Regions from separate parts of the Homo sapiens genome. Here region 2 is linked to region 1. A link is a loop called in an ENCODE intact Hi-C map of the cell type or tissue named here. Cell type or tissue: GM12878. All regions are shown on one strand.

Region 1 (5,000 bases):
AACACCTGATAGACACTCATATTGAGATGTGTGATAATGGCTTCTTTTGGACATATGAAGGAATAATAATAGTAATAGCCAATATTTATATAGTGATTACCGTGTGGCAGGCATTCTTTATTTACTTTCTTATATTAATCCATTTAATCCTCATGACAGCTCTGTGAGATAGATACTGTTATCATCCTCATTTTCTCGATGAGGACACTGTATCATGGTCACACAGCTTGTAAGTGGTAGAGCAGGTACAATTCTAGGCATTCTGGCTCTGGAGTGTGCGTGTTTTTAATCACTGCCCTCTTGCCATCACATTGCCTTAATTGTGTCACTAGTTTCTGGAAGGCAATATGATATAGCAGTTGAGTGTGGGCTCTTCAGACAGAACTTGTTTCAAATCAAATCTTTGCCACTTACCAGCTGTGTGACCTTGAGCAACTGAATTAACCTCTCTGATTCTCAGCTTCCTCCTTCTAAAATGGGGATATTTGTTGTAAAAATTAAATGAGATAAGCAATATATTTAAGTGCTTAAAACAGTACCTGGCACATATTAAGTATTTCACAAATGCTACCATTGTTGGTTGTTACAGTGATTAAGAGCAATGATTCTCTAATGGTGGGGATTTCAGACATCAAGGAGAAGGGACTGTAGCAAAGCGATTAAGAACAGGATTTTGAATCTTAGCTCTGCCTCTTAATAAATGAGTTAATCTCTCTGCATCAAAATTTCTTCATCTGTAAAATGAGGAAAGCAGTATTTCTTTCTTAGCATTATTTTGAGGATGAAATGAGTTAATAGATGTAAGACACATAGAGCAAACCAGGTATTTAGTAAATACAGTAATCTCCCCTTATTAAGCACTTTTGTTTTCCGTGATTTCAGTTATCCATGGTCAACTGCTGCCCAAAAATATTGAATGGAAAATTCCAGAAATAAACAATTCACAAGTTTTAAATTGCCTGCCATTCTGAGTGGCATGATTAAATACCTCACCATCCTGCTTTATCCTGCCCAGGACATGAATCATCCCTTTGTCCATGTAGATGTCAGCCACCTGTTAATCATTTAGTGGCTGTCTCGGTGATCATATCAACTGCCATGGTATTGCAATGTTTAAGTCACCCTTGTTTTTCTTCATAATAATCCCAAACGGCAAGAGTGATGATGCTGGCATATCATTTTAATTGTTCTATGTTATTATTAGTTATTGTTGTTAATCTCTTACTTTGCCTAATTTATAACTTTACCATAGGGATGTATGTATGGGAAGAAAACATAGTATATGTAGGCTACAATACTATCTGTGGTTTCAGGCGTTCACTGGGGTCCTTGGAATGTGTCCCCCTCATATAAGGGGGGACTACTGTACTACATAACTGTTGGTTTATAATAACAAATAGATTTCTTTGAAGCCTTTGCCTCTTTTGCCCATATATGGTTCACCCTAAATGCAACTTTGTTTTGGTAACATCTGTGCCAGACTGCTGCTGCTGCTTTTTTTTTGTTTGTTTAATCATTAGCACCCTTAAAGGCAGAGACTTGACTTTCTCATTATAATCCCATAGCCAGCACAGTCTCTGGTACATGGTTTGATGAATGAATGAATGGGTCTGTATGGAAATATGAATACATAAACAAAAGAATGAAAAATTGGGCTGAAGTTCTGTGGCTGGTATAACATCTACGGATGGGACCAATTTTTTTAAAACAAACAGTAGAATGGAAAGCTCCCTTCTGCCCACTGTGGGGACTTATTAAATATTTAATAAATGTCCCTTAAATAGCAACATTCAGATGGCATATTCCATTTCATTTAACTCGAAATGCTACTTCGTTTTTCTTCATCTGAAAGCAAGCATGACAGATCATTTATTTTGCCTTACATATCAAGCATCTGCCTGAAACAGCTGCTTCTCTTCAAAACCTGGCAGCCTGAGGGTCTGAAACTGATCTAACTAAAGAAAGGTGATGTGGATTTTTGCACTACTCTGTCCACCTCTTCTTTATGGAGACTCTTGAAAACAGAGAAGGCTTTTCAATCCTGACTGTGTATCAGAGTAATGTGGGAAGTTTATTAAATATGCAGATACTCAGATCCCATGCCAGACCAACTTAATCATATCCTCTGGGAATGGAGGCCCAGGAATTTGTATTTTTAGATACTGCCCAAATGAATTTTAAGCAGTGCTTTAAAGAAAGTCAAGGTTGGCCAGCAGATGTCACTGAATCTTTCCTAGCCTATACCACCCACCTGTCCTGTTGTCCTAAACTTTACTCATTTACTTGAAAACGATGACTATAGAAAGTAGTTCTGACTGTATTCTTAGAGGCATCCGTAGCTCAGGTCACATGGACCATAAGAAAGAACAAGTGCTCTGTCATACATAGCATCTGGAAACTAAATGTTTTCCTAGGCAGGTTGGTGAAGCAAGGACAGCAGGCAGTTTTGCCTGTGCAGGAAGCAGCCCCCAAGCCTGTGGTTTTTCGTTCTGTCCCCATGCATTGACCTGTAAGGTGATGTAGTCTGAAGAAGCCCCTGTTCCTCTGCATCCCTGGAAATAAATCTGCTCAATGGAGCACAGAATCAAAAACAGCAATAGCAATAATTTACAAATAAAGAAAAGTATATTTTAATTTTTAAATTGACTTCAATTTCTATTTATACTTCCAGTTCTAGAGAAGCAGGGGGAGAAACGTACCAGAGGAAGGTGCAGAAATAATCCCATCTGCTACAGAAGGCCTCCACAGAACTTGACCACTAAAAAAAGAAACAGACTGTTCCTTGCTTCAGCGACTCAGCTTCTCATGGTTCAACCTAGCCAGCTTTACCACAGAAGGATTCGGCAATTTGCTCAGAAATATGGCTTTAGTTTAAAACACAAATGACCCCCTGCTAAAAAAACAGTTGTGGATTCCACCAGCCCAACACTGAATTTCATCTATCCTTGTCTGGGGATACAGGCGCCAATTGTTCACATACCACACACTACTCCTCCCTGTGTTTAGGGGCTGCAGATCAGGCTGGGGTTTCTGTTCCTCTTGATTTGTAGCCACTTCCTCCATGGCTCCTGTGTGCAAGTCTGCATGTACCTTAAGTGTGATGGGATGTTTCTTAGCTCAGGACTCCGTAACAAATACCATAGACCAGCATACTTGTATCGACTGGATGGCTTAAATAACAAAGATTTATTTTCTCACACTTCTGGAGGCTGGAAAGTCCAAGATCAAAGTCTGTCAGGCAAGGTCAGTCTTCTCACTGTGTCCTCACATGGTCTTTCCTCAGTGCATGCTCATGGGAGGAGAAAGAAACAGAAAAGCAGTGGGAAGAGAAAGAGATAGAGAGTGCTCTCTTCCTCTTCTTAAAAGGCTGCCAACCTTATTGGATTAGGGCCCTACCTTTATGACCTCACTTAACGTTATTACCTCTTAAAAGCCCTATCTACAAATGCAGTCACATTGGGAGTTAGGGCTTCAATATATGGATTTGGGTGGGAGTGGACACAATTCAGTTCATAGCAGGAAGTATCAAGTAGGTTCACTGTGTACCAGTTACCAACTTGTCTGAGTCTGCTGAAATAGAATACCCACACATGCAACGAGTTACATGAAGCAGATTTATTACTTACAGGTAGGCAGCAAGAGACAACAGATGCCTAGAATTCATTATGAACTGGTCCCCCAAGGCTCAGAAAGCTGCCTGGGGTGGATGGAGTCTTGACTGAGTATGCCCCCACTTTCACTGTAGATGAGAGACCCCAGAAAGCAACCCACCCTGGGTTTTACACCTAGAGTCACAGGACTCACTGGGCTAAAGCATCCCTGTTTTTTGGGGTAGGGAGGTGCTGAAACAGTCTGGGCTGCTTCAGCCAGCTCCCCACTTATCTCAGGATGTTGCATTCCCAGCACATTCTAGTCTTTCTGGAGAACTATGAGCAAGAAAAGGGGAAGAAATGATTAGATCTAAAACTATTCAGAAAATAGTCCTGCAGGAAGTCAGTGTAAAAACAATGAAAACGGACACTTAGGCCAGCCTGCAAGCAATTTCTGGAGAGGTCCAACCAAGAAAGAGAAGCACATATCAGACAAGGGAAAGAGTTACCAGCCAACACGCCAGTCAGTCTGCACTCTGCAACCCTCACCTCCCACTTCTACACTCAACCAGTTGCCATCCCCAGTGGATGGATGTGTACCTCTGCCAAGGGGTGTCGCTTTAGCCCACATTTCAACAGGTACCCCAGGAAGTAGATTGATGCTCTCTAGGGCTCAATTATCTTCCTTCCAAAAAGAAGGAGAAGGAGAAGTTGGATGATTTGGGTACCAATTATCAGCATGATAAGTAAGAAAAAATGAGTATTAGCTAGGTATCACAAGAGCAGATAAATGATCATAATTTCATTTGTAGAGTATGGTTTACTTTGACTAAGTATATTCTGGCACATTACATCACTTGGTCCTCAAAGTAAACCAGGAGTTATTATTCTCATTTATCAGATGAGGAAACAGATGCCAAGGAGCTATGACAGTGTCCAAAGTCACAAATCCTGTTACTGTTGAAGTCAATGCTGAAGTCTTAAAGAATGTCAGCAATCATCAACAAAGTAACAGGGCCACACTGGCCCCTTGAGCATCAGAAGTGCTGTATGTACACAGCACCACACAATTTAGCACTGGTTTCCTCCAATTACTTTGTTTGCATTTATTTGGTTTCTATGAACTGGAAGTTTCTCAAAATCAGGGGCCCAGGCTTATGTATTATCGTATTGCCCGTAAGGCTTACTATAGGACTGCACTAAGGTGATGAACTTTTGGCTGGGCACAGTGGCTCACGCCTGTAATCCCAGCACTTTGGGAGGCCGAAGCGGGCGGATCACGAGGTCAGGAGATCGAGACCATCCTGGCTAACACGGTGAAACCCCGTCTCTACTAAAAATACAAAATATTAGCTGGGTGTGGTGGCGGGCGCCTGTAGTCCCAGCTACTCGGGAGGCTGAGGCAGGAGA
Region 2 (5,000 bases), 120 kb before region 1:
TGGACTTTATCCTGAAGGCAATGGGGAACCACTGCTAAAGAAGGATAATGACATCAGATTTGCATTTTAGAAACATCAGTTTGTCCACAGGATGGGAGATAGATAAAGGCGTTGATGTGCAGTACCTTTGTGGAACAGGGAGAGAGAGAGTCAGGGGCTATTTTCAGTAACCTAGATGAGAACTTACATAAAGAGAAGGAAGATAGATTCTAGAGTTCTCATTGTGTGTCTTAGCGTAACAACAGTAATTTACTCCTTCTGACGACACTACACATTTGTGATTGACATCATTATGGCTGCTTTTGTTAGATTCCATCTGTGTGTGTGTGTGTGTGTGTGTGTGTATGGATCATGTCTCCTCAAATTAACTACAGGCTTGTTGAAGACTATATCCTTAAATTCTTTGTAGTTTTTACAATGCCTTATTCAGCATCTTGAATACAGTGAATGTTCAGAATATGCTTTTTGAGTGACTGTTATTAATTTTTGACATAATCCTTGAACATTCAAGAATGCTAGAAAGCCAGACCCAGTGAGCTGATTTACCTCAGGACTCAGAAGTGCATGTTCCCTCATTCTAGCCATTAAATTAGCCCCATACCAGCAATGCCAGCTTTGAACATTAGCTATTTCCATCCATGCTTTATCAGCCAACGGATATACACCACAGAGACTTTTCCAGGTCCAAGGTTCCTGGGTAATGACAAATGCCACAAATAATACCACCCAATATGAGTTTAGTACTTTATCATTTTTAAGGTATTTTGTGATCCATTATCTCATTTATTTATTTTTCATTTGTTTTATTCATTCGTCAAGTCCCAGCCAGAGGCAGGAATTATTATAGAGGAAAGAATCGAACAGCCAGATAAAGTGTCTGACCAAGGTCCCCACTTAGAGAAAATAGAGACTGAGCCCAGGTCTGTGTGTGCTCAGGAAGTCAGTGTGGTACAGGGAGAAGAGTCTGGGATGAGAGTTACAGGGAACTGTGCTAGAAATCACGTCCTTTCACAAAATGAACCTGTGAGGCAAGCCATTTCTCCTTTCTGTGTTTCAGCTTCTCCGTGAGTAAAATGGAAGTGATACCACCTATCTCACAGAGCAGCTCTGAAGGCCAAAAAGATGACACATACAAAGCACTTAGCACCATGCCTAGAATAATTAATACTTCTCAGATCCTCTTTATCTCAGCTCAACACACTCCCAACTGGTCCAACAAGTTCCCAAAAGTGTCTGAGAGAGCTGTAAAATACAGATTCCTAGGCTCCACTCCAGATCTACAAAATTAGTATGTCTGGGGAGAAGGCCCAGATGATTCTGATACACATTTCCATGGGGAACCACTGGATAGGACCATATCATTAGCCCACATCAGTCTAACTTTCAGAGGAAAAGCAAGAGGAATCCACATTTTTTGGAAACCTACACTGTGCTTGATGCAGTGCTAGCAGCTTTCACTTGAAAGATACATTTGTCTCTTTCTCATAATTTCTCACAGTTCACCAGGGTGAGGCTAGGTGACAATGATTTGAAAAAGTTATATGACACAGAACACAGATATAACATATATTTTCATCCCTGTAACTCTAGCCTCGCCAGGGAATTGCTCCTGGGATTACAGTTGACCCTAGTTTTCCTCCTGGTTCCTGCGTTTGAAACCCATTTCACTTTATTAAAAAACCTTCTATATTGTCCAACCTATACTAATAACAATAGTAATACTATCAGTTAATGTCAGGCCAAGCAGCTCATGCCTGTAATCCCAGCACTTTAAGAGGCCGAGCTGGGCAGCTTAGATGAGTCCAGCAATTTGAGACCAGCCTGGGCAACATGGTGAAGCCCCGTCTCAACAAAAAATATTAAAAAAAATAAATAAAAATTTATATTTTTTGTTGAGACGGGGCTTCACCATGTTGCCCAGGCATTAACTGGAAGAAACAGAAACAAGGAATTAAGTGTGTTCACATTCTTTGATCTAAGGACTAGAGGCAGGACTGAGAAAGCAGCAGAGAATGAATTCACCTGACTTTACTGCCATCGTGTGGTCGTCTCATGCATAGACAACTGGCTCACAATTCTGCATTCATTTTTCCAGTCATTGAGCCTACTAGGCCCTCTGCAAGGCAATGTGAAAATAAGGCCAATTGAATCAGAAGACCTGACCTTGAGGCTATTGTAACAGCCTTGCTTTCCTCTGGAGTCACCAAGCTGGAAGTCACCTTAGTCACCAACTACTCCAGGGGTGAGCACCTCATTCTCATGCAGACTATGTCAGAAAAGATAGAAATGTTTATAAGCACCGTCATTATTTTTCTATTCAAAATGAAAGTAGCTTAGTGGCCTATGGGATGTATAGAGTCTCATTACTTTAAGCACCTCACTATTTTTAATAGAAGATGATCAGTGAGAAAATCTAATGGTAAATTAGCTTTCTAATCTGTTATGCCTTGTACCTGTAGAGCATTGTTTTCATAAAGCACATTTATCTGCATGTTGTCATGTTATGGCCAAAACAATTTTGGAAGGTAGGTATATTAGTCCATTCTCATGCTGCTATGAAGAAATACCTGAAACTGGGTAATTTAAAAAAAAAAAAAAAAAAAGCCGGGCGCAGTGGCTCACGCCTGTAATCCCAGCACTTTGGGAGGCTGAGACGGGTGGATCACGAGGTCAGGAGTTCGAGACCAGCCTGACCAACATGGTGAAACCCTGTCTCTACTAAAAATACAAAAATTAGCCGGGCGTGGTGGTGCATGCCTGTAATCTCAGCTACTCAGGAGGCTGAGACAGAAGAATTGCTTGAGCCTGGGGGTCAGAGGCTGCAGTGAGCCGAGATCGTGCCACTGCACTTCAGCCTGGGCTACAGAGCCAGACTCCGTCTCAAAAAAAAAAAAAAAAAAAAAGAAAAAGAGGTTTACTTGACTCACAGTTCCACATGGCTGGGGAGGCCTCAGGAAACTTATCATCATGCCAGAAGGCACCTCTTCACAGAGCAGCAGGAGAGAGAATGAGTGCAAGCAGGGGAAATGCCAGATGCTTATAAAGTCATCAGATCTTGTGAGACTCGCTTATTATCATGAGAACAGCATGGGGGAAACTTTCGCCATGATTCAGTTATCTCCACCTAGTCCTGCCCTAGACACGTGGGGATTATTACAATTCAAGGTGAGATTTTGATGGGGACACAGAGTCAAACCATATCAGTAGGTATTATCATCCTCACTTTAGTCGTGGGGAAACAGGTTTAAAGAAGTGAAATTACTTATCTATGGTGATACAGTCAGATAGCAACAGAGCCACCCTACAATTTGTTCGTTCCATTCAGTGCAACACTGAGCATGCCAAGCACTACGGACGTGCGGTTGAAATCATGTCCTGTCACAAACTTAACCTCTGGGGCAAGTCATCAAACCTTTTTGAGTTTCAGCTCCCCATGAGTAAAACAGAAGCGATACCAACTACCTCCTCACAGAGCAGCTGCTTAAGTTGCCTTTTAACTGACTGATTCCCCCACTGCCTGCTCCAGCTCAGCACAGCTTCTTCTCTGGCTGGATACTCCTCTCTGTGTGGGCTAGATGGGCAACTAAAAAATCTTAAGCAACACCTAAGCCATGGATTTTCAAGGACTGCCTGCCAGGGCATTCTAGCTGATGCTGCAGGAAAATTGTGAGGGGCGGATGGCCTCCTATGGATGAGTTGCTTTGGACAATCCCTTTGGCCAATCTCTGGCCCCTCCTTCCATGGGTGGGTATTACTTTCTTTTTTTTTCTTTTCCTCTATAACTTAATCTTGATGGGGTGGGTATTACTAAAAAGCTCCTCTCCTCTAGAAGGGATGCCTTAAGTAGATTGCTTTAGTTTTTATTGTACATTTTTAACATATACAATATGATGTTTTTATATACCTATAGTGAAATGATTACTACAGTCAAGCAAATTAGCATATATTTCTCCTGTTTGTGTGTGTGTGTGTGTGTGTGTGTGTACACATTAAGAGGACCTGATATCTGCTCTTCTGTTATTTAAATACAAAATAGGTAGACGTGAAATTAGATCAAAGACCTCACCATAAAAGTAGGCATATCACAACACAGGGAGCTAGGCATGTATCTGGGGCCTCTGAGTACTTATCGATCTAGTCCAATGCTCTCTATGTGAAAACAAGGAAACTAAGGGTCAGAGTGCCAAAGTGAGGTGCCCAGGCAAGCTTAGGAAAATCAAAACCCAGGTGCCCTGATACCCTGGCCATGGTTGTTTCTACCACACTTTGATGCCCTGCTATGGGCATGGAAATGTATTAGACTGCTTCTTTGTGCTGTGGTGAGCACAAGAAAACAAACTGTCCATAAAGAAGGAAACTGACAGAAAGAAAAGGTAACAGGAAATGCCTGGAAACTGAACCCACAAAGGTCAAACCCCAAGTCACCATAAAAGGCTTTGAACTGGCAAGAATGAGCAGAAATGATGGGAGAGCAAAGGAAATGAACCTCCAGGAGAGGAAACACAGGGAGCACACACATGGCTTTTGGGTAGCCTCTACTGCAGGCCTTTGCCAAGTGTGTGTTGGAGGGGGTCCCTCCTTCCCTCCCAGAAGCCAAGTCTGGGGCATCCCCTCCAAAAAGGCTCTTGAGACCTAGGCTGCTACTAATAGCAAGTTACATATAATGCAGCCTATTGTGCTTTGTATGTGTCTATACTTCACTTAATCTTCTCATTAACCCTACGGAGAGAAATACTATTACCAATCCTCATTAATGGAGGCTTGCACAACTTGTAAATGGTAAGGCTCATATTTGAACCCAGGTCATTCTACTATTAACCTGTGCATTTAGCCTTCATGCTGCATATACTGGCTCCTTGCTGTAATAGGTCCTTTTTCTGAAAACTAAAGTACTGGGAACATTTTTATTTTAACAACTGGTATCAGGATGATGATGATGATGATGATGATATCAGATATCAACTATTGACTGGTTACTATGTACCAAATACTATACTGTA

The links. Peaks named below come from ENCODE experiments on the same cell type or tissue, not always from the same donor. Only the 100,000 strongest peaks of a DNase experiment are listed, where the experiment ranks them.
Region 2: a loop joins it to region 1, with 12 times the contacts of the local background. A loop is called at or near these places in 1 of 110 quality-filtered maps.

What each region holds. Positions count from the first base shown.
Region 1 is chrX:112,758,670-112,763,669 of GRCh38, forward strand. No RefSeq gene overlaps it. Among named protein-coding and RNA genes, the nearest start is that of MIR4329, 20 kb to the right of the region's middle. In GM12878, a CTCF peak has its summit at 2,213 (motif pointing right); DNase peaks (open chromatin) are centred at 2,362, 3,112 and 3,510; H3K27ac peaks cover 1,872 bases.
Region 2 is chrX:112,640,497-112,645,496 of GRCh38, forward strand. The region is part of intron 3 of LHFPL1 (LHFPL tetraspan subfamily member 1); the gene reads right to left. Among named protein-coding and RNA genes, the nearest start is that of LHFPL1, 37 kb to the right of the region's middle. RefSeq lists enhancers at 1,052-1,101, 3,570-3,619. In GM12878, a CTCF peak has its summit at 2,044 (motif pointing left); DNase peaks (open chromatin) are centred at 1,058, 2,046 and 3,365; H3K4me3 peaks cover 248 bases; H3K27ac peaks cover 3,274 bases.